2 separate regions of the Homo sapiens genome follow, and region 2 is linked to region 1. A link is a loop called in an ENCODE intact Hi-C map of the cell type or tissue named here. Cell type or tissue: PC-3. All regions are shown on one strand. Each heading gives the region's core, and the rest is flanking DNA. Links, peaks and the distances in the headings are about the cores only.

Region 1 (16,181 bases), core at 1,132-9,131:
GCTATGGAACATTTAAATTTGCCCAAATTATAAACCAACTTTGTCGTTTCTTCAATTTCAAGATACCAAGCACCCCAAAATATGGAAACAACTCGGGCTTCTCTGTAACTCTGAAAGGAAGTTTCAGTGAGGAAGCTGTTCACTCAGGAGTGAAAACTTAGAAGCATGAAGCACACAAGAGAATGAGGCAGAAAGGCTTCAGGAGAAAGAGAAAAACATGGCTGAACAACCAACTACAATATAAGGACTAAGAGCATAGACTCTCCTATCATTTTATTTAACCCTAGCTCTGCTCTTTACCAACTGTTATGCTCTTAACCTCTCTAAACCTCAATGAGGATGATAATAATAATACTAATGCTATATATAATATCAATCCTATTCTAGGACAACTAAAGGAGACAAAGTATGCAAAGCACAGGGCATAACACCATACACACAGCAGGTATGAATCAGTATTAGCTTGTTAACAGTAGTAGCAGTATTGCAAGAAAATAATTAAGCCAACAGACCAATGCTTAACTTAGTGAACATTTTTTAGAATGACACTAAAGAGACTAATATGTTTCTAACACATTTGCACCCAAGGATAAGGTAACATACAAATACCACACCAATCCTTTTAAGCAGAGTTGGTGTATGAAAATCTGGGTGCCAAGCACTGGGGGCCAAGCATGGTGACTCATGTCTGTAATCTCAGCACTTTACGAGGCCAAGATGGGAAGATCACTTGAGCCCAGGAGTTCGAGACCAGCCTGGGAAACATAGTGAGACCCCATCTCTACAAAAAATAAAAGGCTTAGCCAAGTATGGTAGTGCACATCTGTGGTCCCAGCCACTCAGGAGGCTGAGGCGAAAGGATCACTTGAGCCCAGAAGTCAAGGCTATAATCGTGCCACTGCACTCCAGCCTAGGCAAGAGAGTGAGACCTTGTCTCAAAAAAAAAAAAAAAAAAAAGAAAAAAATCTGTATTTACACAAACAAATACCATAAATTGTTCACCTTGAAGGAGTCCTTATTTTATAAAATTCTCCAACCATTCCTTTTAACAGTAAACACTTATCCATTTGTTATAAGACTTACAAAAATATGTGTAAAATACTATCAACAATGTATCTATCATTTAAAGCTATTCTTTTAAACTTGATCATATTCCGTTTGCAGCTGGTAAAAACAATTTATTGGGTCAGAATCATTTCTTTTCTAATGAAATCGGAACTGAAAATATAGTTCAGTGTGTCAAACATAGTATCAGAATACTATTATGTGAACATTTTGTTTTGGGGGACACATACACACACATATATATACATAAACAGAGCATATGTTCAAGTACTGAGCACTGAGTTGCGATGTAATATTTATCTGTCCTTACCGTGGATCATGGTCAAAAAAAGTATGAAGCCAGGGTTTAACACAAGGCCTATACCTGTGTTAATGTTTCAAAAAAAAAAAAAAAAAAAAGGACAGAAAAATAATTATCTCCTTCTGAAATTAACACACACACAAGTTAACCGGCATTTCTCATTTCCCCAGAGACACTGCTAGCAGTCACCTAGAGGACGCTGCATCCCAGTCCTGGCCATCTCCTCTGGGTCGCTGGCCTGTGCGCCCAACCACAGAAGGCCGAGGGCTGCTGCTTCCTGGGGAAGGATTCTGGGAATGATGAGTACCTCTTGCTTCATGACAATAAGACAAAGAAGAATTTTGGGAAACTGTGTCTGGGGAAACAAAGAAAAAATAAAATTATTCTTTAGTAGAAACAGACTTCTGACTATGTGGTATTTATGTATCATTCTTCCAAAAACATTAACAAATTAAGATAGTAGGAATCCTTCTACAGGGGTAAAAACAAAAGCAAAGATCAAACTTTTCTATAAGTATTCACTTAGTACATTTAGGTTTATATCTAACTGACTTGATTACATGGGACCTTCTAGTCAATGGCATTCAGTTACAACATTAGAGACTACCAAAGCAGAAAAACACTAGATCATGCACTCGTCTGCTTAAAACTCTCCAAGAATGGCTACCTCATACTGTACATAAAAATTAATTCAAAGTGGATCAACAACCTAAATATAAAAGCTAAAGCCATAAAGCTCTTAGCGGAAAAAATAAATCTTCATGACCTTGAATTTGGCAATCGATTGTTAACTATGACATCGAAAGCACAAACAACCAAGGAACAGACAGATAAGCTGGACTTCATCAAAATCTAAAACTTTGGTACACCAAGGGAACATTACAAGAAAGTGTTAAGATAACTTATAGAGTGGGAGGAAATATTGGCAAACCATATATCTGATAAGGGTTTAATTTTCAGAATATATAAGTAACCTAAAACCCAGCAATAAAGAAACCAGTCCAATTTTTAAAATGGGCAAAGAACTTTAATAAACATTTCTCCAAAGAAGATACATGAACAAACAATAAGCACATAAAAAGTTATTAGAGATTCATTGGTCATTAATTATTAGGTCTTTAGAGAAATGCAAATCAAAACCATGAGATACCACTTCACATCTACTAGGATGACTACGATTATTTTTAAAAAAGAAAAAAATGAACAAGTCAGTGATGATGTGGAAAAACTGGAAGCTTTATATATTGCTGATAGAAATGTAAATGGTACAGCTGCTGTGGAAAATAGTTTGGTGATTCTTCAAAAAGCTAAAGATAGAATTTCCATATGACGCAGCAATTTCACTATTATTCACTGGGTATTACCCAAAAGAATTGAAACCAGGCACTGCACAGATACTTGCATGCCAATGTTCACTGAAGCATTATTCACAACCGCCAAATGTGGGTACAACCCACATGTCCATCGACAAATGCATAGATGAATAAAATGTGGGATATACATGCAAAGGAATATTATTCAGCCATATAAAGGAATGAAGTTCTGATACAAGCTACAATGTGGATGAAGCTTGAAAACATTACAAATAAACCAGACACAAAAGGACAAATACTGTATGATTCCTCTTAGATGAGGTACCTAGAATAGACAAAATCAGAGACAGAAAGTAAATTAGAGTTTACCAGCTTTGGGGAAAGGAAAAATGAGGAATCACTGCTTAATGATTAGAGTTTCTGTTTCAGATAATGAAGAGGTTTAGAAACAGATAGTGGTGATGGCTGCACAACAATGTGAATGTTATTAATGTCACTATATTGTATACTTAAAAATGTTTATAATGGCATATTTTATATTATACCTATTTTACCCCAATTTAAAAAAAGAATTAGGTAATAAAAGCATTTACAGTCAGAGAGAGGGGGAAAAAAAACTCTCCAAGAGCTTCTCACTACACTTCAAAGAAAATATAAAATCTTTAAAAAGATCTGCAAGCCCCAATATACTCTGGCCCCTAACTACCTCTCTGATGTCACCTCATTCTCCTCTTCTGCCCAGCTCACTGCAGTCCACTCTCATGGGCTTTATTTCAGTTGCTCAAGGACATCACCCTCAGTGCTAACCTTGAGGCCTGGCCTTCCCTGGAACACTCTTCTTGCAGCTCTTCGAGTGACGATTCCTTGTCACCCTTCAGGTCACCTCCTCTGAGGGACTTTCTCTGACTATCCTAAATGAAGCTATGTTTACCCAACCACGTTGTGTCACATCACCCTTTTTATTTCCTTCAAGTACTTCTCCTTATCTCAAGCAAACTTGATTGTTTATCACCTGTCCCCAGCCTTTTAAAATAGAAGCTTTCTGAGGGACTTTCCCTGACTATCCTAAATGAAGCTATGTTTACCCAACCACATTCTGTCACATCACCCTTTTTATTTCCTTCAAGTACTTCTCCTTATCTCAAGCAAACTTGATTGTTTATCACCTGTGCCCAGCCTTTTAAAATAGAAGCTCATAAGGGCTTGGATCTTATTCGTTTGTTCAGTGTTATACTTCCCTAGAGGCTAGAATATCAGGGGCATAAAACAGGTAATAAATACATACTTATTAAATACATTAACAATTCTTCAGAGATATCAACTTTTTAAATCAACATTGTAACTCTTTTTCTGTTGAAGTATGGGGTACCCAGACGTTCTCTATTACCAGTCATTTGTACAATGCCATACCCTCTAAGATCTAGAATAAAACCAAGGTAAAGCATAAATATTCAAGTAGCACAGGATCAGTGAAACTCCCAATGAAATAGGGATTAACTATGAAACATGATGACAAATGACTATAATATTTGACTTTCGATGCAGGTTGCATTAAGCTCACAAAAATCCTAAATGGTACTGGTTTTGTCGAAGCCAGGCTGGTACTCTATTTGGCCATTAGGTGGCACTTTTTCTCTGAAGTCTCACATTGCTGCAACACTTGACTACATTGCAAGTTGCATAAAAATACTCTTCATAAAATTCAAATCAATATTTTTCAAACAAAACAATGTATTAACACTATATGTAACTTGCTAAATTGTCCAAAGTCCTACATGAATAGCCATACCAAATATCCGAGTCACTACATCCCAACAACACTATATAGAATCTCTGCAAGTTTGGGAGAAAAAAGAAAAACACCTTGTAAATATCTCTTATCCAGAAAAAAAAAAAAAGGCTCAAGAGATCATGGCAGTTTCTGTCATTCACGCAATCTGTAAAGATAATCATTTGAATACATTTAGGAGTGGGGAGTTTATGTTGTGAAAATGCGTACACAATAAACCCTAACAGTAACTATAATGGAAGGTTCCCAGAAGAATCTACAAATAACACCAGTGGCTAATGAACAGATAAAAATAAATACCGTGTTTATTGGAGAAAAAACCTGGATCTCGGTGAAAGTTAAGTCTGTTTCTTAAATACATGCACAGCTGCTGCAGGCAGGACACCGACTGTAATGCCAGGCGATGCTTTCCATCTCCAAAGGCCAGTTTCAACAGAGATAAAAGGCTCTGAAATCAAGAAGAGCCGTGAAAATTACTAAGGGAACAAAGAGCTCAACTTCAAAGCAGAATGTGGAGCTTAAGTAAGTAAGCCTAAGTGAATAATCAAGAGAAAATAAGTTGCCAAATATTTGTAAGACATAAGAAACTGAAATGGGCAAATATGACTTGGCATAAAGCAAGGAGATGGGTCAAAATAAAATAAGACAACAACATTTAAATAGAATAGTCAGTGTTTCCTATTTCTAAAATCTGTTAGTTGAGTAACCATTCTGAGAGAAGACAGAAATTATTCCCCACTCAGGACATTACATTACAGAGAACATTTTAAAAATCACAGCAAGCCCTTTTCATCTCAAGCATCTAAACCATTTAACCACATTTTAGTAATTAACAGCTTTCCTCTGCGATCATTTGCCAGCTTTGATCCTAGGTATTAACAGTTGGCACCCACTGGAGTCCATTTCAGCCCTGGGAGTGTGGAGCGAGAATGCTGAGCCATTACTGGCTGCTGTGAAGATGTTGCAATTCCCCACCCTGGATCCCTCTCTCTCTACTATACAAGCAATAAACTAGAAAAAAAGAAAAGAATCCATCTGCGTTACTCACCGCTACTGTATTTTCCCAGCATGTAGCACTGTGCGTTAAATAAACGAGATACTCAAGAAGCAATGCTATTCTTACTTTTAATAAGGGCTCCTGCACAATCTCAATGTCCAAAGTCTACTCTACCATTTAGGTGATCCATAAATGGTAACTCAAGGTGGCCAGACTGGACTGCAAGTGTCAAATGAAACTACTACTATTGGAAGAACTATAACTATCCACCCAAGTTAGCGAATAAGTGCTTTAAATAGCCAAATACTTCACTTTTTAAAAACATGAGTACAAAGTTCCTTCCCAAGAACTCCTACTCTGCAAAATTTGCTTTATTGCAAAAAGTTCTCTAGTTCAAAATCTAAAACAATTATAGAGGGCACTGACCTGAACAATTTTTGGCCTTTGAAGGAAAATCTCAGCAGGAAAATCTTGCATGATAACATCCTTCAATAGTTCACAGGTGTTCCAGATTAAAGTGTGGTTACTACTTCTTAAAGAGCTACAAAACATAGCGTTAATCATTTTTAAGAAGAGTTCATCTATTCCAGATTCTAAGTAGCCTACTGACACAATGACTCCATTAACAATCTTTTGGGTCTCAGCTGAGATATCACTTCTCCAGAAAAGCCTTCCTAGATCTTTTCCCTAACCAATAAACAACTCTAGGGCAGTGCTCCTTCCGTTTGTCCATTATTTGTGATATTGTTAACTGCCTGTTGATTTTGCATTCCCCACTAGACCCTCTCAAGAGCAGGAACGACATCATACTAAACACTGTACCCTCAGAGATTATCACAAGTCTGCAAAACGAGTTCAATGAGGTCAAAGAGCACACAATTCTAGGAAATCTGCCAAATAAATTAAGAAATGAGACAGAACAAAAGTACAGAGGCAAATTCTAAGAATTAAAGTCCTTACTGATCTTCCCCACTCAAGGTGAATCAGATTAGGACTCCCCTCTTATCCCATACAGAGGACACCTATCAACTTCTGCCCACCTAGGATTGGCAGTTGTTCACTCCCCACCCCAAAAAAATCACACCCCTTCTCTCAGCCCAGTTCCATTATACTATCCACCATTCACTATCTACAGGCATGCATTAGAAATTATCGCCATCTCTGCCTTTGGGACTGACTCAAAACTGAGAGATCATACAACCTCCTAACCCTTTCCCATGTGCACTTTGCCTCTCGAATATGTTGTTCCAAGAGAATTCATGTCATTATTAAAAATCACTTAATGGCATCCACCTGTAATCTGGACTTAGCCCTAGTAAATTGGTCTTTATTTTCCAGATTTATACCCCAAAAAAGCAGATAACTCGTGTATTGTGGCATTTATGAAACTGCACAAAGTGAATCTGGACATTAAAATACTCTCTAAATCTCTATATATCAGCTATTTACTCTTGTGGGTAGCAATCAATTAACAGTCATTACATTAGATTGGATCAGTGGTACCCAACCTTATCCACATGGTTTAATTTGTCTCCTAATGAAGCCCACATTTTGAAATATATTCTGCCAAAAAGACTACATTTATGTTCAATTTTCCATTTTTATCAATCAAGGGCATAAGCAATGGCCAATAAGAGAATCTGGCCAATAAGAGAAAACTCCTGTCACCAAGGACTACACAAGAGTCCAACCACAAAAAGAAACGTGGGCCAAATGCAGTGGCTCACACCTGGAATCTCAGCACTTTGAGAGGCCAAGAGGGGCGGATCACTTGAGATTAAGAGTTGAAGACCAGCTTGGCCAACGTGGGGAAACCCCATCTCTACTAAAAATACAAAAATTAGCTCAGCGTGGTGGTGCGTGCCTGTAATTCCAGCTACTCAGGAGGCTGTGGCACAAGAATCGCTTGAACCCAGGAGGCGGAGGTTGCATTGAGCCAGATGGTGCCATTGCACTCCAGCCCGGGTGACAGAGTGAGACTCTGTCTCAAAAATAAATAAATAAATAAATAAAAGAAACTTGATGTGTAGATTGATTAAAAGCAAATAGGAATTTTTTTCTGGCTAGCTTTTTGAAAAATAAAAATCATTTAAATATGACCATTACTACCTTTCACTGCCACTAGTATCTTTTCCTGGTAAAACATATTGTAATAACTATCAAACTTAATGACTATAAGTGAACAAAAATACCTGAAAATACATCAAGCACCGTACCTTTCATTAGAGGAGAGGACATGTCTGTCTGTGGTGGTCAGGGGTAGCCAAGGAAATGTAGAAAACTTCAAGCACTTCACAGTCTGATTTACTGTCAGTGAAAGAGCAAATCTTATGGTATCAAAGAATAAAGAGATGACAGATTCACAATGTTAAGAGTAAGTTTTCCCTTTAAAACAAGTCCCAAAATAAAGGCTGCATCTTACAGTAACCTAAAATATACCAAACAAGGTCAGCTGCAAATTTGTTCTATCACAGGATAAATAAGAGAGTTCTCTTTTCATAATTTAAACAGAACTCATATGATATCAAAATAAGTATTAGAAGAAGAGCATTAAACACAATCCAATACAGACTGACATATGAAGTTTCCATTAAATTTTCTATTTTACCCTGTGGCTGACCAGAACATCAAACTTAAATTCAACATAAAAGGAACTGACATTTAGGGAAAACCTTAACTTTTCAAAATTAAAAATGATAAAACATAATGATATACCATATCTAGCCATGTTCAAATATCCTATATGGTGTCAGGTGTTTTAAACCTCTGCGAAGATGACTTGAAGACCGTAAGGTCAAAAAACAAGTATCAGTGTTCGAACAAGATTAAAAGAAATCTGAGAAAGCAACAGTTTTAAACTATCCCCATGCAAGTTATTTTTAACAGATCTTATATAGTACAAGTTAAGGTGGCAACACTGAGAAATAGCATCTACATAAGTCCTTCCAAATGGCAGTCTTTCTGCCAAGTGCTTTGAAAAGAGCATGGAATCGCTAAATGTGGATAGCAGTATTATTAAATTCCCAAACATAGCACAGTTACTTCTTTCAAAATTGCTAACATAAAAGCAGGATTTACTTTCTAAGGAAATAAGGAGAGGTGGGTGGAGGGAAGGACAGGCTTACACCACACAGTAAAAATGTGTCCAAAATAAGCCAGACCCTCAATCAAGACAAACTGCAACTCACATAAAAGTGTAACAATCTCAATCCCCCTTAATGTTTTCATCGGCTTCATTCAGACACCCATCCTTTACCAACCCTAGAGATTCCCCCTCCCTTCAGATGTCTCTCATCTTGATGGAATTAAGCCTCTCAGCCATCTGGCCTCAAAAACAAAGCTTGCTACAAGCCTAACAATGAATGAAAAGGTAAAGTATTCTAATGGCTTAACAAGTTTTCAGTTCTTTCTTGTTATTCCACCTGTGAGTTTCCATGAAAGCTTTTTAATAACAGAGGCTTCCAAATGGAGTTCATTTGAATATGTGACATCAGCAGATATACTCTTGAACATATCCTTTTCAACTTAACTGTGCAGGCAAGAAAATGGTAAGTACGTGATTACTTAACTACTTCCTAACTGCCTCACCAAGGACAAAGTTTTCAACCTTTCTAATCTCAGTGTCTTTATTAGTAAAATGTGGTCACTAATAATACCAATCTCAAAGACACTCCAGGAGGATTCATTCATTCCTTCAAAGAATATATACTGAGTGCCTAATACATTTTTTGGTATTGTTCCAGACACTGAAAATAATGCAATGTTCACGGCTATTATCAAACTTAAAACAAAAATAATAAAAAATAATGTGTTAGGAAGAAAACTACACATAGGAAGTGATCACTGGCTAGAATCACCAGGAAGGTCTCTGATGAGGTGGCATGTGAGCTGAGGCTGAACACAGCCAGATACAAAAAGATGGAGATGAGATTCCAGATTCCAGAAACAGGGTTCTAAATCAGAACTTTTTAATTAACTGGGTGGTGAGGAAATGGGAAAAGAAACTAAAATGATCTTCAGCCTCTGGCTGGCGTAACTGGATAGATGGTGCCATCGTTAAGCTGGAGAACAAATGAGATGACATGTGTAGTGCAGGGCACAATGCCTCAAAAAACTCATGTTCGGCCGGGCGCGGTGGCTCACGCCTGTAATCCCAGCACTTTGGGAGGCCGAGGCGGGCGGATCACGAGGTCAGGAGATCGAGACCATCCCGGCTAAAAAAAAAACGGTGAAACCCCGTCTCTACTAAAAATACAAAAAATTAGCTGGGCGTAGTGGCGGGCGCCTGTAGTCCCAGCTACTTGGGAGGCTGAGGCAGGAGAATGGCGTGAACCCGGGAGGCGGAGCTTGCAGTGAGCCGAGATCCCACCACTGCACTCCAGCCTGGGCGACAGAGCGAGACTCCATCTCAAAAAAAAAAAAAAAAAAAAAAAAAAACTCATGTTCATTCAGTACGACATACTACTGCCATTAATACCATCCATCTACACAGTTGTTCAAATATGGTTAGAATAACACAAAATTTTATCATTTCTACTCGATATCCTAAACTAACTTGAAACAACTAAAACATTTAATGATAGTTTGGTGCTGAAACATTCAAGTTTGGTAAAAATACATCTTCACAATAACGAAAAAAGTACATTAATTTTCAACTTCCCAAGTCAACAGGATTTACTTCCCGACATATACACACCCACTGGTCGTGGCGGCACTTCCATCTGCTGGAAATTACTTTTGTCTTGGGGAAAATATCCTGTTAAGATTTCAGGGTTTTTTGACAATTCTGAAAAGGAAATAAACATTACTGTATTGTCGATTCCTTATTTGCTAAAAGTGAAACTTACTTTCTTTAAGTGGTAATGTTTTCTCTTAAGTATTGGAATCATTTTAAAAATTAAAAAAAAGTCCAGTTTTTTTTCTGAATGATCTATCTTGCTAAAGAGGAAAAAATGTGCACATTGAGCCCACTTCCAGTTAAGAAGCTTTTTCCCTCTCACTTTTACTGTTAGCCAAACACAGTTATTTGTTAGAATGTACACGAAGAATCTGCTACAAAGTATTCAAGGACTATCCCTCTCTACTTCCTAATCCATCTCCCTCTCCCTTGACTCCAATTATATAGTTCCTGATCACTTCAATTTTCATTCATACCTTAAAAAGAAAGTTGTCAAAAACAAAGGAGTCAAATATTATCTTTCAATACCTTTACAATTCCCTATAACATGCGATTATATGTTCAGCAGTTCAGCTGCAATGAAAATGAGGAAAAGGCTAAAACTATAGTTTGTAATTTTAAGTTTTCATGGCAATAGTTCCTAACACTAATAAAGAAAAATAACATTTAGCCCTAAACCATTCCTCTACTTTCACCCGCAAGGAATCAGATTAAAAATTCACAGTGTAAGACTCTACTTTATTTGTGATGTCTTCGAAACTGTAAAATATATTGTTAAAAATCACAGGTTTGGGAGCCAGATAAAGCAATGTTAGAATCCTGCATCTGCTACAGGTTAGAAAACTTGGTACTGTGGGGCAAGTTACTTTATACTTTTATTCTCAGCTATAGAGTAAGACTAATAACATCTCAGTCAAAAGGCTGCTTTAAGATTTAACAAGATGATGTGTTTAAATCAATGTATTCAATGCCCACAACAAAACTCAATAAATGACAGCTGCTATTGTTGTTGTGAACCGCAGTACCCACAGCTGAAGCTGTAACAGTACTGGCAGAGAAGAAAATATGGTCTAACAGGTTAAGCATCAAAACTTTTTTTTTTTTTTTTTACTTTTACTACTCAGTCACATAAATTGCATGAAGATGTTTTTCTTCAAATCAATTCAAATGCATTCCATGTGCAAGGCACTATACTAGGCATTAACAACAACACAACAGCAGCAGCACAGCAGCCAACACAGCCACATTTCATACATGCTGGGCCCTGTGCTAAGCACTTTACAGACATTGTCTCATCTAATCTCATGACGATTCTATGAGAAAGTGTTCTTTTTTTTTTTTCGAGATGGAGTCTTGCTCTGTCACCCAGGCTGGAGTGCAATGGAGTGATCTCAGCTCACCGTTGCAACCTCCGCCCCCCGGGTTCAAGTGATTCTCCTGCCTCAGCCTCCCTACTAGCTGGGATTACAGGCGCCCGCCACTATGTCCGGCTAATTTTTGTATTGTATTTTTAGTAGTGACGGGGCACCATGTTGGTCAGGCTGGTCTTGAACTTCTGACCACCTGCCTCGGCTTCCCAAAGTGCCGGGATTACAGGCGTGAGCCACCATGCCCAGCCCGGTGTTCTTTCTTATTATCCCAGTTTTTGAATGAGAAAACTGAAGCCTGGAAGGGTTAATTACCTTAGCCAAGGTCACACAACTAGCAGCAGAACTGAGACTTAAATCCATGTCTCTTTGACTTGGATTTTAACAAGTATATCATGATGGACTGCAGCATATAAAAATACTTGCATTATGTCGTTTTGATTGGTCCCCACAACAAGATCATGAGCTAGGACAGATATCATTATACTCCAATATGACGAACAAGGTCAAAAATACAAATATAAAGCACTAAGAACAATGAGCACTCATGTGCTCAATAAAAATACATTGTTATTGCCAAAAAAATAATCTGTCAAACTGGCCTCATAAAAGCAAAGTCACTGGCATCGTTTAGGCCTGACCCAAAAAGCAATTAATGCAAATGTACCATCCTTTGACTAACAGTAGAGGAGGGGAAAAAGGTCAAAATCATGTAAGTTAACACAAGAAAAATAAGTTTGGGGGAGGTGGGAGAAATCCTTTTTAAAAAAATCTAATCTCCCTTTCCTTAAAATTTACCATTAGAATTAATATATTTGTATTTAACAGATTCCAAAGAGTTACCAGTTTGATTGGTTTGGTATGAGGCAGAAGATAGTGCAGGAACTTCCGAAGGAAGAAGAAAAAGTCCATCCAGAATGCCATCAATTTCAGCCTGCAGATTTGGCTCCACATTAGACCGAAGCTTAGATAAGAACTCTACTGCACCAACGTCAACCAAATGTTGGACTGCTGGGGGATACTAAAATAAGAAGAGGATGATCTTGAGAATAACTGTATCAAAATCTCTATAACTTACAGCAATCAAAACATAAAATTATTTTTGGTATATCAGATGTTCCTTTTCTGAAAAACAAATCCTTCATGGCTCTGCCCCGAAGTAAGGCACTTCCATGAGGAGCACATACACCTATAGAGACATACATCCAACACTTGATAACATTTATGAAAGATGAGCCAACACACTGAACGCTAGAAATGCACATTATCAATCCCTACTCTTATTTTTTTAATGGGTTACTTTTTTCCACTGACACTCACCTTATGGTCCCAGCCCCAACCGGTCAACAGGATGTCAAAGTAGTTTAAGATTCCTCTACCATTGTACAGTGATTTAGTTTTGAAAGGTTAAACTTACACTTTGATATCTGACCCCGATAACTAACTACTCTTGAGGTAGGCATAAGAATACCAATCTAAAAGCATATGGGCAAGCAACTTAACATTGGTATTTATGAATCACGGTTATGTAACATTATTTTTAAAGTGCTCCCTTTCATACTGACATATCTAGTTTTTAAGATGTAAATGTCAGAAAACAAAAACAGAATACAAATATTAACCTCCAAAGATAACTCAAAAACACAGAACATACCAAAACTCAAAAGAAGTTCTGTGTTACTTCTGAGCACAGCAGAGACCATGTGGGATTCAGTATCACAAATAAAAGATGAACCATATACCCAGATTAATTAAAATTAAACATCTCTGGTTGATTAAAAAAACTTTTAACCCCAATTATTTAACTTTCAATAAACGCTACAATTAAATGACTAAGAAACAAGTCACTCGTCTGATTATTTTCTTTATTTCAAAATGACCCTACCTTAACCAATCTGCTTAACAGGTTCAGAACCTCTTCCTTCATCGGAACGGACGGGAAATTGAACCATTCCAGCAAATGAAGAAAAAGTTGCCTCTCCTGAATGAGATCAGCGTAGCAGATTAAGTTGTGCTCAATCTTGCAGAGAATACTCTTGAGAGCGCGCTCCCTGATCTCGGCCAGCTGATGACCTGTCAACGAACGGCACAAAACTATTTTATTTCCCGACTGCAAAGAGACTACGTTATTTATGCTGTGGGCAGGAGCGGCGTGAAGACGGAATAAACCAGTTTTTTTCAGAAGCAGGCCACTGGTGCCTTCGGGACGCGAACCGCGAAGTTTACACAAAGTCCGAGATGGGTCCCCGGGGGCTATCCTGACAAAGCGGGGGTGAAAGAGGGAGCGGTCGCGGAGCGGCCGGCCGCGGAAACGTGACACGACCATTCTCAGCAAGTGGCCAGAGCGCGGGGGGTGCCTTGGGCGAGGGGCAAGCTGACAGTTACCGAGTTTCCTGATGAGCCCTGCCAGGACCATCTCGTCCCGTCAATCTGCAGCCGCCGGAGAATTAAACTGCCGCGCCACTGCGTCCAGCCACAATTAATGTACCCCCGGAAACACGTCCTGTGGGACGGTGAGTTCCGCAACGCCTGCGCTCACCAGGAGTAGGAGTCATTACGTGAGCCCTTCGCGGCCCCAGCGTCGCCAGGAGAGCTTCCAGCCTCTCTAGAATCACTACTGCGCACTTCCTGGACAGCAGTCTCCGTCGCAAGAAGCGGAGGGAAAAAAAAAAGCAACAAGCAGGGATAGAACCAGCGTTGGCCGCCGCGCACGTCGGGAGTTGTAGTTCTGGCTAGGCCGTGCGTCCTGCACCGATCTCCGGGCCCGCCGCGGCGCCCGCTGGCCTGGGGTTCCGGCTTACAGCGCGGGAATTCGGGAACCCAGCGCGGGCTGCAGAGGCCCCAGCAGGAGCCCCGCCTCCCGGCTCGTCGACGGATTCGTTCTTGGCCCTGCCAATCTGATTCTCAGCTCCCAGAACTTCACGATTTAGAATGTAGACTTTTGCTTTGTGACAGTTCTCCCCATCCCCGACTACTAAATGACGAACCCTCTTTAACTGTGAAATGTACCTGCAAAGTCAAGCAGTGTCTTTGGATACCCAAGTTCAGATATGAACAAGCAAGCTACAAAAGCGGGGTGGGCGGGTATGAGTGAGCAGAAGAGAGAAACCGGGCTGCAAAAAAGGAAAATAAAGGCGGGACGTGGGGGTATGATTTGCTGAATGGTACCAAAGTTGATTTTTTGCACCGTGCACAGTGATCGAGCTGAGCAAATTATTTTTTTTTTAATTATAAGCAGCGGTAAGAACAACAACAAAATTACATTTGGAAAATGATTTGCATTTTCTCGGTCTGATCATTTCACGTTCCCTGGGAAAGGGATGTCAAGGCAGGTAAAGTGGGCCCTCGGTATCCCTAGGTAATTGGTTCCAGGACCCCCGCAGATACCCAAATCCACCCATGCTTAAGTCTCTTTTATAAAATGGTGTAGTATTTGCATATAACCTACACACATCCTCCTATATGCTTTAAATCATCTCTAGATTGCTTACAATACCTAATACACTGTAAATGCTATGTAAATAGTTGTTACACTGTACTTTTATTCATATTATTTTTTAATTGTTGTATTGTTATTTTCAACTGTGGGGTTTTTTCCCGAATATTTTCCATCCCGTGTGTTGAATTCTCTGTGTGCAACCAGTGGACAGCAAAGGCCTACTGTATTCCCATTCCTATTTTGCCAAAGAGGAAACTTAGAATCACAAAAGTACCCCCACACAAAGTCACATTAACTAGTAAGTGACAGATTGAGGAGCTGACCTGATGTTTCTTTGTTCTATTTAGAGTGCCTTGCTGCCTCCTCATGTGTGTCAATAGGAGAGTGATGATATTTGAGTTGGATCTTAAAGAGTAAGTAGGAGTTTGCCACACAAAGAAGTTGGGTAAGGAAATTCCTGCAGGAGAAACCTGTATTTGCAAAGGCAAGAATCCAGACGGAGTGTGTCAAATTCGGGAAAAGAACAAAATTCAAGGTGGCCATATTATCTCTGGGAAGAAGAGAGGAAGGGCAAGATTGCTGCTAGCATGCTGGATATTCTCCATTCCACCTTCTAGTGGTTCCTCCCAGCTCTTCCAGCTCTGCATCAACTGACCTGAACAGGCAAAAAGACTGCACTATCCAGGCTGCCTGGCCCTCTGGCTTCCAGTTGGTTGCCGCCGATAGGAGGCATCAGCAGGAAATTGGAAAGTAGGAGGAAAGAGATACGGATATTAAACCAAGATTCCACTAGCCCATGCCTAAGCCTGCCTGGCCAAGATTGTAACAGTGGCTGAATTCCTTGACCCAAAGACCACATGTCCTGATGGATAGCATACCACAGTGGGCACTGCAGAACCAGTTACACCAACTCAGAAGTGTCTGTAGTTATCCAGGAAGGAAGGTGTTAATTACGGATTTGAAGTGTCAAGGTCAAAAAACACATGACAATACAGAAAAATAATAGAAATAACTTGTCAATGATGTTTCTGAGATGAACAATCTTAGGTGATGAGAGACTGTAGATGCAGTGGGGTAAGGGGCGATAATACTGTAGAAGAAATATAAAAAATCCATTGACTTAAAACAAGCATGTTACAAGTAAAATGGGGGTCAAACTATGAAAGGGTTTTACTTATGTTGCACCCAAGGTCAACATAAACATTTTATTTTATTTTCATTGTTGAGCATAT
Region 2 (16,181 bases), core at 4,420-12,419, 160 kb after region 1:
TTTCAGCAACTTATATATATTTTTTACCTTTAACCTATTTGAATGTGACAGCTGTAGGAAATACGTTGGAATTGAATCTTTAACAACTACAAAAGTCTTGTTTTTGAAAGAAAATTTTGTTAGATACTGGAACAACCTGAATGAATGCAACACAGAATTATTAAAAATGCTATTTCTGGAGATAGAAAAAAGCTGTGCTAGGTTTGGAGGACTTCTGGATTTAAGGTGGCAAGAGCAGAGCAAAAACAAATTAACTGCAGGAATGTTTTCCATTCCAGAGTAAGTCTGCCTGCTCAGATAATAAAGGAAAACCAAAATTCTCTTGGTTATGGTTGGGTTTGTACACATTTTGTTGTTGTTGTTGTTGTTGTTGTTGTTGAGATGGAGTCTTGCTCTGTTGCCCAGGCTGGAGCATGGTGGTGTGATCTCAGCTCACAGCAGCCTCTGCCTCCCGAGTTCAAGCAATTCTCCTGCCTCAGCCTCCTGAGTATCTGGGATTACAGGCGCGTGCCAATGCACCCTACTAATTTTTTATATTTTTAGTAGAGATGGGGTTTCACCATGTTGGCCAGGCTAGTCTTGAACTCCTGACCTTAGGTAATACGCCCACCTTGGCCTCCCAAAGTGTGCACAGTTTTTAAACCACTAAAACATCATATACACCATGCAGAAATACTACAACTAAATATCTAACTGAATGGGAAAAAAGAGAGGAGTCGGGGGCTACACAAATAGGACAAGAGACCTCAGGTTAAAAAGCTGAGGTGGCCCACCCAACCACCAGCTGGGATCTGATCCACCCTCACTGTTATGAACTGAATGTTTGTGTCCCTCTAAAATTCATATATTGAAGCGCTAACACACCCATGTGATGGTATTTGGGGCTGGGGCCTTTCGGGGGTAATTAGGGTTTGATGAGGTCATGAGGGTAGGGCCCCCAATAGGATTAGTGCCCTTACAAGAAGAGCACGGGCCAGGTGCAGTGGCTCACACTTGTAATCCCAGCCCTTTGGGATCCCAGGCCAAGACAGGAGTATCACTTGAGGCCAGGAGTTCAAGACCAGCCTGGGCAACATAGTGAGACCCTGTCTCTATTAAAAATAATAATAAAAAATAGCCGGGCATGGTGGTGTGTGCCTGTAGTCCCAGCTACTTGGGAGGCTGAGGTGAGAGGATTGCTTGAGCCCAGGAGGTCAAGGCTGCAATGAGCTATGGTCATGTCACTGTGTTCCAGCCTGGGTTTTAGTGCAACACCCTATCTTTAAAAATAATAATAATAGTAATAAGAAAAGACACCAGAGTGCACTCATGTTTGTGCATGGGTGTTCTCTCTCTCACTTGCTTTCTCTCTCTCTCTCTCTACCTGTATACACTAAGGAAAGGCCATGTGAAAACATGGCGAGAAGACAGTCATCTGCAACCCAAGGAGAGAGACTTCACCAGACACTGACCCTGCTGGCACCTTGATCTTGGACTTCCAGTGTTCAGAACTATAAGAAATAAATTCCTGTTATGTAAGGTGCCCAGTCCATGGTATTTTGTTGTAACAGCCTGAGCTGTTGAAGATGGATTTTCCTTTCAAGATCAGATCTTGGGCCTCAGAGTCAGCCTCACTATAGAAAGCAAGGGCTAGTCTCAGCTTCCCACAGAAGACTTGGTTTTATTGGAGGCAAGTTTTGTCTTGCTTACAATGAGGTTATACAAAGCATAACAAAATTCACATTTTGTTAAGTGACTACCATATGATCACTCTGAATTTTATTTTACCTGTCATTTCTCGGTATCAATAGGTTTTACTTCCCCTTGTTCTGGATTTCAGTGATTGATGACTGAATACAATAAATATTTATTGAGCGCCTTTTATGAGGAGATATTAATTGAACAAAATGCCTGTCCTCACAGAGTCGACATTCTGATGGAGGGTGCTAGGAGAAGAGAGGGAAAGACAATAAACATGTAAACAAATAAACATGGCATATCAAACGTCAGATTATGACTTCCACTTCTGGCTGTGAAAAGCCATCTTGTAGCTGATTAACCATCCCACCTAAAACACTACATCTGAAACATAAAGAAAACACTGGGGAGCAGCCAACTTAGGCAGGCGGGACTTGATGGGTTACAGTGCTCCAGACAGAAAACCCAGGGAGGAAGCTCCACGATTACCCTGGTTTTTCCCCGAGCACATTTTCCAAACTGCAGCATGCATGAAAAGACTTGAAGCTGAAAGTGGCAGTCTTAGCAAGTAAAGGGACAACAGCCAGTGTGTAGAGCTATCAAAGTATCTTGAACTTGAGGGACAAAACCTTAGAAAGTGAGGAATCACAAACAAACAACAACAACAAAAAATAACAAAAAACAAGGAATTTCATACAATTTCCCTCAAGCCATTGTTGGACTCTTTTTTTTTTTTTTTTTGAGACAGAGTCTTGCTCCCATCGCCCAGGCTGGAGTGCAGTGGCGAGATCTCGGCTCACTGCAACCTCCGCCTCCTGGGTTCAAGCAATTCTCCTGCCTCAGCCTCCCGAGTAGCTGAGACTACAGGCGCCCAACACCACGCCCGACTAATATTTGGTATTTTTAGTAGAGACGGGGTTTCACCGTGTTAGCCAGGATGGTCTCAATCTCCTGACCTCAATCTGCCCGCCTCAGCCTCCCAAAGTGCTGGGATTATAGGCGTGAGCCACCGCGCCTGGCCATTGTTGGACCCTTAAAATATTCATGCAAAGAGTAAAACTTCAAGAACCTTAGAAAGAAAAAAAGCCTAAAAAAAGAATCTTAGAAGAAAACAACAGCAGGGAGGCTGAAGAGCCAAACAGAGACATTAGCAGCTATGAAATGCTGGGGAGACAGTTGCTGGAGTTCAAGTAGAGTGGGGTTGGTAAGCACTTAAGCTTTAAATCAAGACCTCAGGGTGGCTGTGCCAGAAGAGTAAGGAAAACTTAAATAGGCCAGACTTAACAATGCCTACAACCAAGTTTCAAAGGAATCCGTTACCTAGCCTTCCTTCAACAAGAAAACTTAACCCTCTTTGAAGGAAGGTAATAATAGTTCAGAGCTTCTAAAATTTTTCATCCACAATGTTCAGCATCTAGTAAAAAATTATCAGTAATGCTAAAAAGCTGGAACAAGGGACCCCAGGCCAGACTGTAGGAAAAAAGAAGACAATAGAAGTGTGCCCAGATGGGAAATCTCAGCTGAGAAATGGAAACTCCCAAAAAGAATCAAGTGGAAACTCTACAACCAAAAAATACTCTATCTGAAATTTAAAACTTGATTGCATAGGTTTAACAGCAAATTGGAGACTGAAACTGTCAGAGTTGGTCAACTTGAAGGTAGATCAATAGAAATTATATTCTGAAGACCTACAGAAGAAATGGTTGGAAAAAATTAGGAGCCTCAGTAATACTTAGGAAGTTATCAAACAGTCTAACAAAACTCAAATAGGAGTCCTACAGGAAGAGGAGAGCAAGAAAAGGATAAAATATTTGAAAAAAGATAAAAAATTACCTAAAATTGGTGAAATAATAATTTACAAATCCCAGACAGCCAACAAACCCCAAGCAGGATAAATGCAGAGAACTATACCTAGGGACATCATAATCAGACTATTTAAAGAGAAAAACCTTATAAGCTTCTGGGAATGAGAGGATGACACATAATTTCCAGAGGAACAACAATACAATGACAGCTAACTTCTCATCAGAAACAATAGAGTCCAAAAGACAATGGACTTTTTTTTTTTTTTTTTTTTTTTTTTGTGATGGAGTCTCACTCTTGTCGTCCAGGCTGGAATGCAATGGCACAACATCGGCTCACTGCAACCTCCACCTCCCCAGTTTAAGAGCTTCTCCAGCCTCGGCCTCCCGAGTAGCTGGAATTACAGGTGGGCGCCACCAGGCCTGGCTAATTTTTGTATTTTTAGTAGAGACAGGGTTTTGCCATGTTGGCCAGGCTGGTCTCAAACTCCTGACTTCAGGTGATCCTCCCACCTCAGCCTCCCAAAGTCCTGGGGTTACAGGCGTGAGCCACCGTGCCCAGCTGACAACGGACTATCTTTAATGAGCTTAAAGAGAAAAAGTCAACCCAGAATTCTATTTCCATTAAAAATAACTTTCCAAAAGAGGGTAAAATAGTTAAACAAAAGGTGAGAAAACTTATTTATCCTCAGACCTGCATTATGAGAAACATTAACATGTATTTTAAGTAGCAGTTAGACACCTTCAGTTTTCCTTAGTTGCCCTAATTCCGTAAGCTGTCCAGGCCTATCACATGTGCTGATAAGGGCTTAAGACAACTATTTCAAGGTTCCTAATAAAATGATTGCCTCTGTTTTAATGATGTTGAGCTAGGTATAAAATAAATTGCCATTTTCCAGAATAGAAATGGGGAGGGACATTCTCTTTACATTTATTATGACAACTAGCCATATGAACACAGGTGGTTAACTTTTCTACCCCTTAAGATGTAGGTAGAGAAGCCAGTACATCCAGTATATTTAGTGCAGCTAGGCCTGCTTCTATATGGAAGTTCTTGCTCAGCGTGTGCTTACCACTAAATGACAGAAAGTGGAAAATAATTGGCTGAGCAGGAAAGTTAGAGGAAAAGGGCAGAGTCTTTGATCTGCTATAAAGCATAAAAACTTTGCTCCTCGTGAAACAGAGCACAATGACTATCTCAGGAATTGACCAAATACATTAGCAAAAAAGCAGAATTGGCACTTTTCCTTCTGTGCCAATCATGTGGAGAAGTCTGTGTCCCAAGAGTTATGATTGAACTTTACCAAATCTTATTCCGATATTAGTATATGAAGCAGTTTTCTTTTTAAGTAAATCTTTATAAGGCCATACAAAGGAAAGCAGTGTTCCCCTTCCATATTAATAAAAGATGAAGCCCCACAGCCAGGCTACCAGTCAGGCATTCATAAATGGTTACCTTGTCATTGCTTATGTAGGGTATCTTATTTTTTTTAAGCTACAGAATAGTCCCATTGAGGAGAGAGTAGTTGGTAATTTTTTTATGCTAATGTTTTTTCCCCTGACATTCATAGAAATAAATGCCTTAAATAATATAAAACCCTAAGTAGAGGAAGTGTAGCATATTGGATAAGAGCATAGATTTTGGAAGCTGACTGTCTGAGTTTGTAACCTGGTTCTGTCACTTGCCTTTGTGACCTTGGGGGAAGTTCACTTTTGTGCCTCTGTTTTCTTATCTGTAAAATGAGGATAATGTTGCCTGCTTTGCCTGGGGCTGTTGTGAATATGTGAGTTATTTCTGTTAAGTATCAGTGGCATATATTAAGCACAATTCATGTATTTGCTGTCCTTGTTAAGAGACAAGTGGTGTAAAATCCAGCTCTCTAGTTTCATCTGTTGATCTCACTAACTAGATTCCAGGAGAAACTCAGTTTATCGCAGAGCAATTGATTCTATTTTGTTCAAAATATAGGCACCAACCCATAGATGCGTCAAGTTGAATACTCAGTGGTCCTCAACATTTTTCGCCTGGAAAATCACAGTATAGATGACCTTCTCGAACAAGGAGGCACAGTGGGTTATATGCCATTCTAGGCAAGCTACCTGTAACTTGATCCCCTTCCCTGTTAGAAGCAGACTGCAGTACAAAGGAGTATGGAATTATAGAGAAAAGAAATGTAGGCACCGTATTTGTTTTTGAAGAGTTGTCACAACTGATTTCAATTAAACATGTAGATGACTATAGTTGAGGAATATCAAAAGGATGAAGATGCCTGTTGAGTTCATCAATGGCTACTTATTCAGAGCTTACTGTAGCAAAGGAGTGAGCTGCAATTGCAAGGAAGGAAACTGGTAGAGACTCAAAGAGATTTGAAAGGACAGTGGGTTTTGCAGAATAAAATGAGGAAGCCTTAGGCCAATATTTGGTTGGTCAGTGTTCTATTGGGTGGTATGCCCTCTTCGGGTAGGACTTTTGGAAGTGATGTGGAGGATATGGGAGTGGGTAATGGAGCTTTCTGATTGGCTTTTCAATCATTTGTTCAAAGTCTTCGATTGGCTCACTATCAACAGGCACATAACTGGGGACCCTCACCCCTGTAGGCTGGGTAGGCTCAGAGGGGTTTTCCTGTTTCAACTAAAAGAATATATGGGCAAGGCATGGTGGCTTACGCCTGTAATCCCAGCACTTTGGGAGGCTGAGGTGGGAGGATCACCTGAGGTTGGGAGTTTGAGACCAGCATGACCAACATGGAGAAACTCTGTCTCTACTAAAAATACAAAATTAGCTGGGCGTGGTGGTTCATGCCTGTAATCCCAGCTACTTGGGAGGCTGAGGCAGGAGAATCACTTGAACTCGGGAGGCAGAGATTGCAGTGAGCCAAGATCACGCCATTGTACTCCAGTCTGGGCAACAAGAGCAAAGCTCCGTCTCAAAAAAAAAAAGACAAAGAATATTTGTTCCTCAGCTTTGGGTTCCAAGTTCAACATAAGCCAGTTCTGCAGGATTGTTGCCTTAAACTGTAAGCTCCTTTCCCATCATATACCAGTGCCTGGTATACAGCAGGAGTTAATAAATATCTGTAGAATATATGATAAATATTTTACAAAGGAGATTTTAAACATTTTACTTTAAAAACGTTCAAATTTAAAAAGTTGAAAGAACTATACAGTGAATATTCATATGCCCATCACCAAGATCTACAATTAAAAATTACTATATGTGCTTTATCAAATATCTGTTCATCCCACAAGAATAATTTTCACATGGCACATTTGATTAAGCTAATAAGAAAAAAATAAAATTAAACTGTTTATAGCCTTAATACTTACATGAGGACAGATCTAGTCTGAGGGAATAATGAAAATAGTTCCGGAGATTTCTCAATTACCCTATAAGCCAGGATTGTTTGGCAAACATAGGCGGGACTCAGATTCTATCTGAGGCTGTTAGCATCCAAGGGCTGTAGGCATTTGAAGAATGGATATGCTAAAGGTTCATTTGTAGATATTATTATGGAGCCTGTATTTACCCACACCTTTAAAAAATACATTATTAAACTTGTAAGGAGAAATGTAGGAAGTTTAAGCTTAACAGAGCTACAACAATCAGTGTTTATAATATGATTTTTTTAAAGATTCAGTGGAAGTCATCTTCATTCACAGATGAAAGTCAATCCTGTAGGTGAAATGAGGCAAGTTAAAGTTGAATGAATATGCCTGCTGCATCAGAAACTATTTAAGAGATTAGTCATCAAAATAGCTTTGCTTGGCCAGGCGCGGTGGCACATGCTTGTAATCTCAGCACTTTGGGAGGCCGAGGTGGGCGGATTACTTGAGGTCAGGAGTTTGGGACCAGCCTAGCCAACATGGTGAAACCCCATCTCTATTAAAGATACAAAAATTAGCTGGGCGTGGTGGTGCATGCCTGTAATCCCAGCTACTTGGGAGGCTGAGGCAGGAGAATTGCTTGAGCCCGGGAGGCAGAGGTTGCAGTGAGCTGAGATTGTGCCACTGCACTCCAGCCTGGGGGACAAAGACTCTGTCTCAAAAAAAAAAAAAAAGAAAAGAAAAGAAAAGTAAAGTTGAATGACTACGCCTGCTGCATCAGAAACTATTTACGAGATTAGTCATCAGAATATTTTTGCTTGGCTAGGCGTGGTGACTCAGTCTTGTAATCCCAGCACTTTGGGAGGCCGAGGTGGGCAGATCACTTAAGGTCAGGAGTTGGAAACCATCCTGGCCAACATGGTGAAACCCCATCTCTACTTAAAATACAAAAATTAGCTGGGTGTGGTAGAGCGCACCTGTAATCCTACCTACTTGGGAGGCTAAAGCCAGAGAATCACCTGAACCTGGGAGGCAGAGGTTGCAGTGAGCAGAGATCGTGCCACTGCACTCCAGCCTGGGTGACAGAGCAAGACTCCGTCTCAAAAAAATAAATAAATGAAAAATCTTTGCTTGTTTTTTTCGTTTTTTTCTTGAGTGTTAATATATTTTCACATTATTACTGGCTAGTGTCTTATAATCCTACCAGCTGAGGTGTTCTAAGATTGAATGAGATGATAAGAATAAAACACAGTACATAAAGCTGCAGCATATAAGTTCCCCATTCCCATTATGGTAGCTACTCTTAATAAGATAGGAAAAGGAAGTGGAGAAGGAGGCAGGAAAGGAATTTTAAAGGAAGAATACTTTCCCTAATTCTCAATAGATCATGAAAAGCTTGAATGCTGAAAAGACCATGGTACCACGTTCAGGTCTAAAATGATGATGAAGTTAGAAAAAAAGAAGAAACAAAGTAGAAGAATGGAAGATGTAAAGAAGAGGAGTAGAAAGAAAAAATGCTGATGGAAAGAAATTGATGGTCATCAAGATTTCCTTTTACTTCTGGGGGTTTATTGGCTTTGGCTAGGTGTAGAAGACCACAAACATGGTGCAACTGGACTGCACGCAAGGTCTGGCTTGTCCACACTCAGTTTTCTGCCCTCTGCCTCACACCTGTGCCTGTGGTCGCTCTCTCTTGTCTCCTACCTGAGTTTAACTTTGGGCGTACTCTGATATAAAATCATTGTCCCAGAGGGGTCACTGTTACAGAGCATCAGAGCCAGGAAGTATGTAGGAGGTATTTGGGTTCCATGATTTCATTTCACATCTAGTGAAAAGGTCCTGTAATATAGCAAACAATACAGTGCTTCAGGTGAGTCACAGATTACTTACACAGGCTCTGGTCAGATGAAATAGATTGAGCCATGATGTGGGTCAGTGATTCTGCGGGAGAAATGTAAAGTCGTAAGCCATAAGAGTGCAAGAGAATATTTGGAAAGTAATTTTTTAGTAGTTAAATTTGCCTGTAATAATCATGTCTTTCTACGATCTCGTGGATTTGTTCCACTGGAATAGAGCATCACCCCATTGTGGCAGGCACCAGAGAATTCACTCACATTATTCAAGTAGATTCTCAATTTTTAATGGCAGGGAACGTGTTTCCTGTCTGCCACCTTTGGTATGTTGTATTGAATAGGGGGGTAAAATGTAGGCCTTAAGTAAACTACTTGTTCAATAGAAGAATGAAAAATTTTTTGAATTTGTTTTGAATTCAAGGGAAACTATGACAATAGACAGGCAAAGTAGGTACACTGCTAGAGTCCACGAGGCAGTAAAGTGTCATGGTTAGGAGCACAGACAACAAGGCTTTGTCTATGCCACTGCCGTCCAATAGGACTCTCTGTGATGATGGAAGTGTTCTATATCTGTTCTGTACAATAGAAGCCACAGGCCTCATGTGGCTATTGATCTCTTGAACTGTGGCTAGTGCAACTGAAGAAGTGAGTTTGTAATTTTATTTAATTTTAATTAAGCTAATTCAAATTTTAAATATGGGCACATGTGACTAGTGGCTCCCATATTGGGCCATGCTGAACATGGAATGTAATAGCAGAACACAGACACTGTACACATGGCCAGGGTTTGCATCCCAATCCTGTCATGTTGCTACTCTTGACTGTTCATTGCATGGTGCTGTCCTCTGTAAGAGCTGTCATCAATACTATGAGTCAATATATGGAGTCCATATATGGAAATTCATATATCAAGCCAATATATGGAATAAGTAAATACATGGAAAAGAGAATCACTATGTGGAAAGTACTTAGAACAGTGCCTGGAAAATACATACAACTTTTAATGGCAAAAATTGCAATTACTTTTAAGTAGCAAAAACTGCAATTGTGCACTAACCTAACATATAGGTGTGTGTGTATATATATATATATATATACACACACACACATATACACAAACACACACATATATATATAATGTATATGTTGTCAACTGAAGAATCATGAGATTTATAAATTTGGAAAGGAGAGCTTTATTCTTTTTTTTTTTTTTTTTTTTTTTGAGACGGAGTCTCACTCTGTCACCCAGGCTGGGGTGCAGTGGTGTAATCTCAGCTCACTGCCACCTCCGCCTCCTGGGTTCAAGCGATTCTCCTGCCTCAGCCTCTGAGTAGCCGGGATTACAAGCGTGTGCCACCATACCTGGCTAATTTTTGTGTTTTAGTAGAGACGGGGTTTCACCATGTTTGCCAGGCTGGTCTTGAACTCCTGACCTCTGGTGATCCACCTGCCTTGGCCTCCCAAAGTGCTGGGATTACAGGTGTGACCCACTGCGCCCGGATGTTGTAAGTTGCAGGCTGACCATCTGGGAAGCGAAGTCTCCCACAGAAGCCAAAAGCAAGCACTTCAAAGAAGGGAAGGATGAGACAGGACTTTATGCTGAATGGGCTGACCACGTGTGCATATTCAACAGGTTACTGGGGAAGATATGAATATTCATGAAGGGGGTACACACGTGTAGTAAGCAAATAAGCATGTTACCTGCATCCCATGTTGATTTTGGGATGGAGACTTAACACTTAAATGTATTATGATTAGGCCCTATGTGTCCAAAGGTGAAGCAGGTACAGGAAGGCATTTAGTGCGCTCACTGGTCTCTGATCAGGAAAGAATGCTGGTCAGTTGCTGTGCCAGAGTTCAGCAAGTCTTTAGAAAGGGCTGGTTTCTGTTGAACCCTTAGGAAAGAAAGTATAATGGTAGTTACTGAGGAACTGGATATAACTAGGCATGTCCTACCTCCTACCCAGTCATAGCTGGGAACTCAGTTTTTAAATTTTTTCTGGAGTCCCATTGTCCAAGAGGGGGTCTGTTCAGTCAGTCGAGGGACTTAGGATTTTATTTTTGTTTCTCAATGTATATACATGCTTGCTATTATTATTGCTTTTATGAAGAGGCTATGAGATCTGTTTTAAATAACTAGGTCAGTAAATAAATATTTGGCCTGATGTTCGGCCTCTGTTGACTTTCTGGGCCTTAATAGTTGTGTCAGTTACACACTGGGGTTAGTCAGTGTGTTCTCTTTTGGCTCTGAGAATTAATGTTCCTATGAATTGTCACTTTTAGCTTGTCTAGACAATTGATACAAGGGAATTTGGATTTTCTTTTTTTTTTTTTTTTTGAGACAGAGTCTCACTCTGTCGCCCAAGCTGGAGCGTGGTGGCACTGTGTCGGCTCACTGCAACCTCTGCCTCCTAGGTTCAAGCAATTCTCCTGCCTCAGCCTCCCGAGTAGCTGGGATTACAGGTGTCCACTACCACGCCCGGCTAATTTTTTTATATTTTTAGTAGAGACAGGATTTCACCATGTTGTCCAGGCTGGTCTCGAACTCCTGACCTCAGGTGACCCACCCACCTTGGCCTCCCAAAGTGCTGGGATTACAGGCCTGAGCCACTGCACCAGGCAGGAATTTGGATTTTCTTTTGCCATAGTGTTACCTGTATTGGTATGTTGTCTTCTATTCTCAGTTTTTGCATTTGATAAATGAGGAAGGTTCTACCTCAGTTCTCAGCTATATACATTTAGAGTCATGTGGGGGTATTCAGTAACTAATGGCTGCATTTCAAGTATTTGGAACACATTTTCTATGAATTGTTACAACAATAGCAACAATTTTTTTTTGTTGTTTTTTGTTTGTTTGTTTGTTTTTGAGATGGAGTCTCACCCTGTCACCCAGGCTGGAGTACAGTGGCGCTATCTCGGCTCACTGCAACCTCCACCTCCTGGGTTCAAGCAATTCTCCTGCCTCAGCCTCCTGAGTAGCTGAGATAGGTGGCATGTGCCACCATGCCCGGCTAATTTTTGTATTTTTAGTAGAGACGGAGTTTCACCATGTTGGCTAGGCTGGAACAAATATTTATTGAATGATTTTTCCAGACACTGGACTAAGTGTGTTACAGGCATTGCTATTTCAGTTGATCTTCATGGGAACCCTTTTAGGAAGATATTGTCACCAGCATTTTAAGGGAACAGGACAGAGGTTAGGCAGTTAGCTCCAGCCTTATAGCCAATGAGCAGCAAAGACAAGATTCGTTATCTGATTCTGAAGCTTGGTGAATGGCCTTCTCTCACAGTATGAGAACATACTTGTTAACTCTCAGCGTGTCTGCCACATGCTATAAAAAATTTAATAATTGAGAAATCAGTTTTAAACTTGGAACAATTTTGGAAACAGGAGGCAAGATAGCTGTTGTAGAATCTGGAGATGGAAGATTTGGGTTGTTTATACTCCTTTGGTGGTGAAGCTCTATTCATTTGGAATTTGCTCTGGACAATTTTCCCTGAGAAAGTCTCTTGCTTTAGGATGTCTTATGCTGTTGCCAACACAAAGAATTTTTCCTATGAAAATGAACTCTTGATTATCCTGATTTAACAAATAAAGAATTTCTTGTTGACTTGACAGCATTTCAATATATATTTTTTTAAGTTGTTGATCTGTACATGTAGAAAGTAAAGTGCTTGTGGTGGTGGGGGAGGGGGTGAATATATTACTGAATAAATTATTTCAGGTAAAACTGGCACATTTTAGCTGGGTGAAGTGGCTCATACCTGTAATCCCAGCACTTTAGGAGGCCAAGGCAGGCGGATCACTTGAGGTCAGGAGTTTGAGGCCAGCCTGACCAACATGGTGGAACCCCATCTCTACTAAAAATACAAAAATTAGCTGGGCGTGGTGGTGGGTGCCTGTAGTCCCAGCTACTCAGGAGGCTGAGGCAGAAGAATGGCTTGAACCCAGGAGGCGGAGGTTGCAGTGAGCAGAGATCATGCCACTGCACTCCAGCCTGGGCGACAAAGCTAAACTCTGTCTCAAAAAAGAGAAGAAGGAAAAAAAAACCTGGCACATTTTATAGTTGTCTTTTGCCAAGAAAACCCTCTCCAAGAGGCCTGGGGGTTTTCACACAATCCTAGTGTCTTTAGTACTTTCTCCCTTAGAACGTGTTGTCAAGGTGGTCCTTATTGTCTTACTGTCTTTCTGAGTAAATGCTGCAAAGCCCTCACAGAGAGTGCGGTGCGTGTGGCCACCTCTCCAACAATCATCTCTTCATTCTTTCTTCTCACAGAGAGCCATGATGGTGGGATTGGCCCCACCCAGTACCCAAGGATGGACCCTCACTGGTTTAGAACAATATGTGTTTATCATTGTAAAAAAAGAAAACTGCTAAGCCCTAAGCTTGCACATGGTAAAGTGCCACATGAGCCAAACAGAGCCTGAAATATCTCACCTGAGATCTCTTTGAAAACCAGTCTCTTTGATGTGGCACTTTGTCACATCAGTTTTAAAAATGGATCACATCAAAAAGAGGAATTTTCAATGTTCTCCTCTACCCTTCCAAAAAATGATCGGTACTTAAAGCCTAGAATCCTTTCTAATGTAGAATAAATACCCTCTTGGTTCTGTAGATCCATTCTTTTTTCTTTTAGCCATGCTTGAATGAGGGACTCTCTTTTGCCTGGCAAGGAAATAAATTTAGCTTTGCTCCTTAACTTTTTTTTTTTTTTTTTTTTTTACATTCTCCTCCTGGATTCAGTGATTCATTTTATTATGGTGAAATACCAAAGTCAGCACAGTAAAGGTCATCGGTTATCACTTCCTGGACTTTGAGTAGGCTACCAGGGACTTAAATGAGGAAGTTTGTAGCTCTAGAAATTACTGGAAATCATCTTAGGAACAAGAAGAAATCAAGTCATGGGTCAAAGTTTTATAAGAAGAACAGAATTGAGGCATGAAAAGAAATTGGGTCCTTGCAGACCGATCTTTACCTGAAGTAAAATCTGCACTTTTTCAGTCAAATGGACCAATAATTCCTTTATTAGTTAGGTGAGTCTGAGTCTCATTTTTCTTAATTGATAATATGAACCTTCCTAACAGAAGCAGTATATGGGCTAGGAAGCATAATAATTACTGTTCTTACAAGGATGAATAACACATAATCCATGCCCTCAAAATCTAGGAGTTCATAATTTAAGAACTTTCTTTTCCCCATCCAATGCTTCCTCCATAGCATGGGCAGGCAGGAGTTTTTCTTTTTTTATCATGCTATTAAAATTTTTTAATGTATGTATTTAATTGAGATGTTCACATGCCATAATATTTACCCTTTCAAGGTGTATAATTTAGTGGTTTTAGTATATCGTAAGATTGTACAAACATATGCACTAATTTTAAAGCCTTTTTATCACCCCAAAAAGAAACCCCATAGCTATGAGCAGCCATTACCCATTCTGTCTTCCCCACAACCCCTAGTAACCACTAATCTCCTTTCTTTCTAATGGATTTGCCCCTTCTGGACACTCCATATAAGTGGAATCATTAATATGTGGGCTTTTGTGACTTTCTTCTTTTATTTAATGTAATATTTCAAGGTTCATCCATGTTACAGCATCTATCAGCATCTATCAGTACCTTCTTATGGCGGAATGATATTCCATTGCGTGGATATACAACACTTTGTTGACTGATTCAACAGTTGAGGGACACTTGAGTTCTTTCCTCTTTTTGGTTATGAATAATGCTGATATGAACACTTATATACAAAGTTTTGTGTGGACATGTGTTTTTATTTTTCTTAGGTGTATGCTGTGAGTGGAATTGCTAGGTCATATGAAAACTCCATATTTAACTCATTGAGGAACTGCTAAACTGTTTTCCAAAGTAGCTACACTATTTTGCATTCCCACCACCAATGTTTGAGGTATCCAGTTTCTCCACATCTTTGCCAATACTCGTTATTACCCGTCGTGTTCGTGAGGCCATCCTGTGGGTATGAAATGCTATCTCGCTGTGGTTAATGGGCAGGGTTTTGAGAAGATCTAGCCTGAACTCAGCCAATCCTCAGATAATGTGCTGGAATCACAGCTCCAGGAAAGTGGTCATGGCATTCTTCCTGTTCCGTTTCCCCCATCTGGCCTGTTTTTGTTCCTCAACCTACCCACTCTTGCTTAGTGAAAAATCAAAAAGTATAGGGATGGAAAGGAGATTCCTGGTAGAGTAGGTCTGCGTGGATTCTTTGGAGACTTTCTTTTTGTGAAGCTCTGTGACAATTCTGATGAGAAGCCAAGTTCTGGAACTATTGCTCTGGACTTAAGCTCCCTTTGGGCAAGCAGTGTTTTCTGCTCATTACTCATATCTAGAACAATTTCCAGTCCAGTGGATGCTAAATGTGTACTTATTAAATGAATGAATGAAACATTAGGATACTGAGGATTATGATAGAAAGATCTAAAACTCCGGAGAAGTCCTTCTATTTTGTTCACTAACAAACTGGTTATAAAATGAGCAGAAAGCATTTGTTCAGAGTTGCAAAGAACTTGAAAACACTCCGTAAAATCACAAAAACCTCCCTCTTAAATATTTATGCCTCATGATATGCATGAGAAATACTGGCCTTTTATTTTTAAAATCAGGGCTCTGAGGGTTGGCACTTGGACATCTTCAGCGATCAGGCATTTGAGGAGGAAGCTAAAGAATTGGAACCCAGTTGGCATTTGAGGTCACTCTGCCTTCCAGATGTTGATAAAATAAGCTGTGATTCCCTATCCCAATTTATTAAAAGGCCAAGTTTTCTGCCAAATCCTGGATGTTTACATTATCAAGACCACTCTGCCTCACAGGTCCTGCTCACCTGATTGCGGATCATTTTACATTTATGACTCATTTTTCGATGCCTTGGCTGTTCTCTTTTTCTACCACCCCACCTATAGAACTTAGCCCCTGCCTCTATTCTTTGCTTTATTTTTTAACTCCATCATCCTGCATTTGGTAGTTCATTTCCTTGAGGGTACATGACCCAAGGCAGGCAAGTTTCTTTGCAGCCGACCACTGAAGGTTTGGGGATGCAGTGGGGAGGCTTATGCCACAGCAAACCATGGGGATTAAAGCTGAATAGTAGACATTCTTTCCAAAGGCTTTCAGCCTTCCTGCTGTTTGGAATTTCTCACAGGAAGCTCCCTCCAGCCTCCTGCATGTTGGCTAGACTTTCCTCTCTCTTCCTTTCTCGGTCATTCCTTCTACTTATCCACATGCCTCTTTCTTTCTTGTGCAGAAAAAGTTGGCAACCCATTTGTTTCTCCTTCTTTGTTTTAACCCAGCTATCTGGGCCCACCTTTCACATCCTAAACTTGTTTATATTCAGCAAAGATAGTACTCTGTGACTAGTGATTTATCTCTGTCTCTCTCTCTCTCTCTCACACACACACGCACACACATGTACACACACATACACATGCATGTATACACACACGCACACAGAGTTTTCTTCATTGTGCAGCTAACTGGTAAGTGCTTAGAATCCAGATTCCTCAACTTACA

Evidence for each region. Hi-C counts contacts between places; a loop is a spot of excess contacts. Peaks named below come from ENCODE experiments on the same cell type or tissue, not always from the same donor. Only the 100,000 strongest peaks of a DNase experiment are listed, where the experiment ranks them.
Region 2: it touches region 1 in a loop (5-fold over the local background); 2 of 110 quality-filtered maps call a loop at or near these places.

Annotation. Positions count from the first base shown.
Region 1 is chr18:70,191,733-70,207,913 of GRCh38, forward strand. It overlaps RTTN (rotatin), which reads right to left and starts at 13,955. Exons shown (of 49, transcript NM_173630.4): 1 at 13,896-13,955; 2 at 13,396-13,583; 3 at 12,354-12,531; 4 at 10,162-10,251; 5 at 7,682-7,772; 6 at 5,892-6,006; 7 at 4,769-4,916; 8 at 1,556-1,721. The coding sequence starts at 13,926. LOC105372180 (a long non-coding RNA gene) reads left to right here and starts at 14,057. Exons shown (of 3, transcript XR_935599.3): 1 at 14,057-14,842; 2 at 15,297-15,362. RefSeq lists enhancers at 2,617-2,666, 13,655-13,784, 13,995-14,104, 14,023-14,652, 14,115-14,354. In PC-3, for the core only: CTCF peaks have their summits at 4,290 (motif pointing right) and 4,490; a DNase peak (open chromatin) is centred at 4,279.
Region 2 is chr18:70,350,602-70,366,782 of GRCh38, forward strand. LINC01909 (long intergenic non-protein coding RNA 1909) reads left to right here. Exons shown (of 4, transcript NR_126336.1): 4 at 1,378-1,858. Among named protein-coding and RNA genes, the nearest start is that of LIVAR, 21 kb to the left of the region's middle. RefSeq lists enhancers at 6,722-7,921, 15,642-16,181. In PC-3, for the core only: a CTCF peak has its summit at 8,537; DNase peaks (open chromatin) are centred at 6,930, 7,230, 7,620 and 8,630; H3K4me3 peaks cover 1,418 bases; H3K27ac peaks cover 5,278 bases.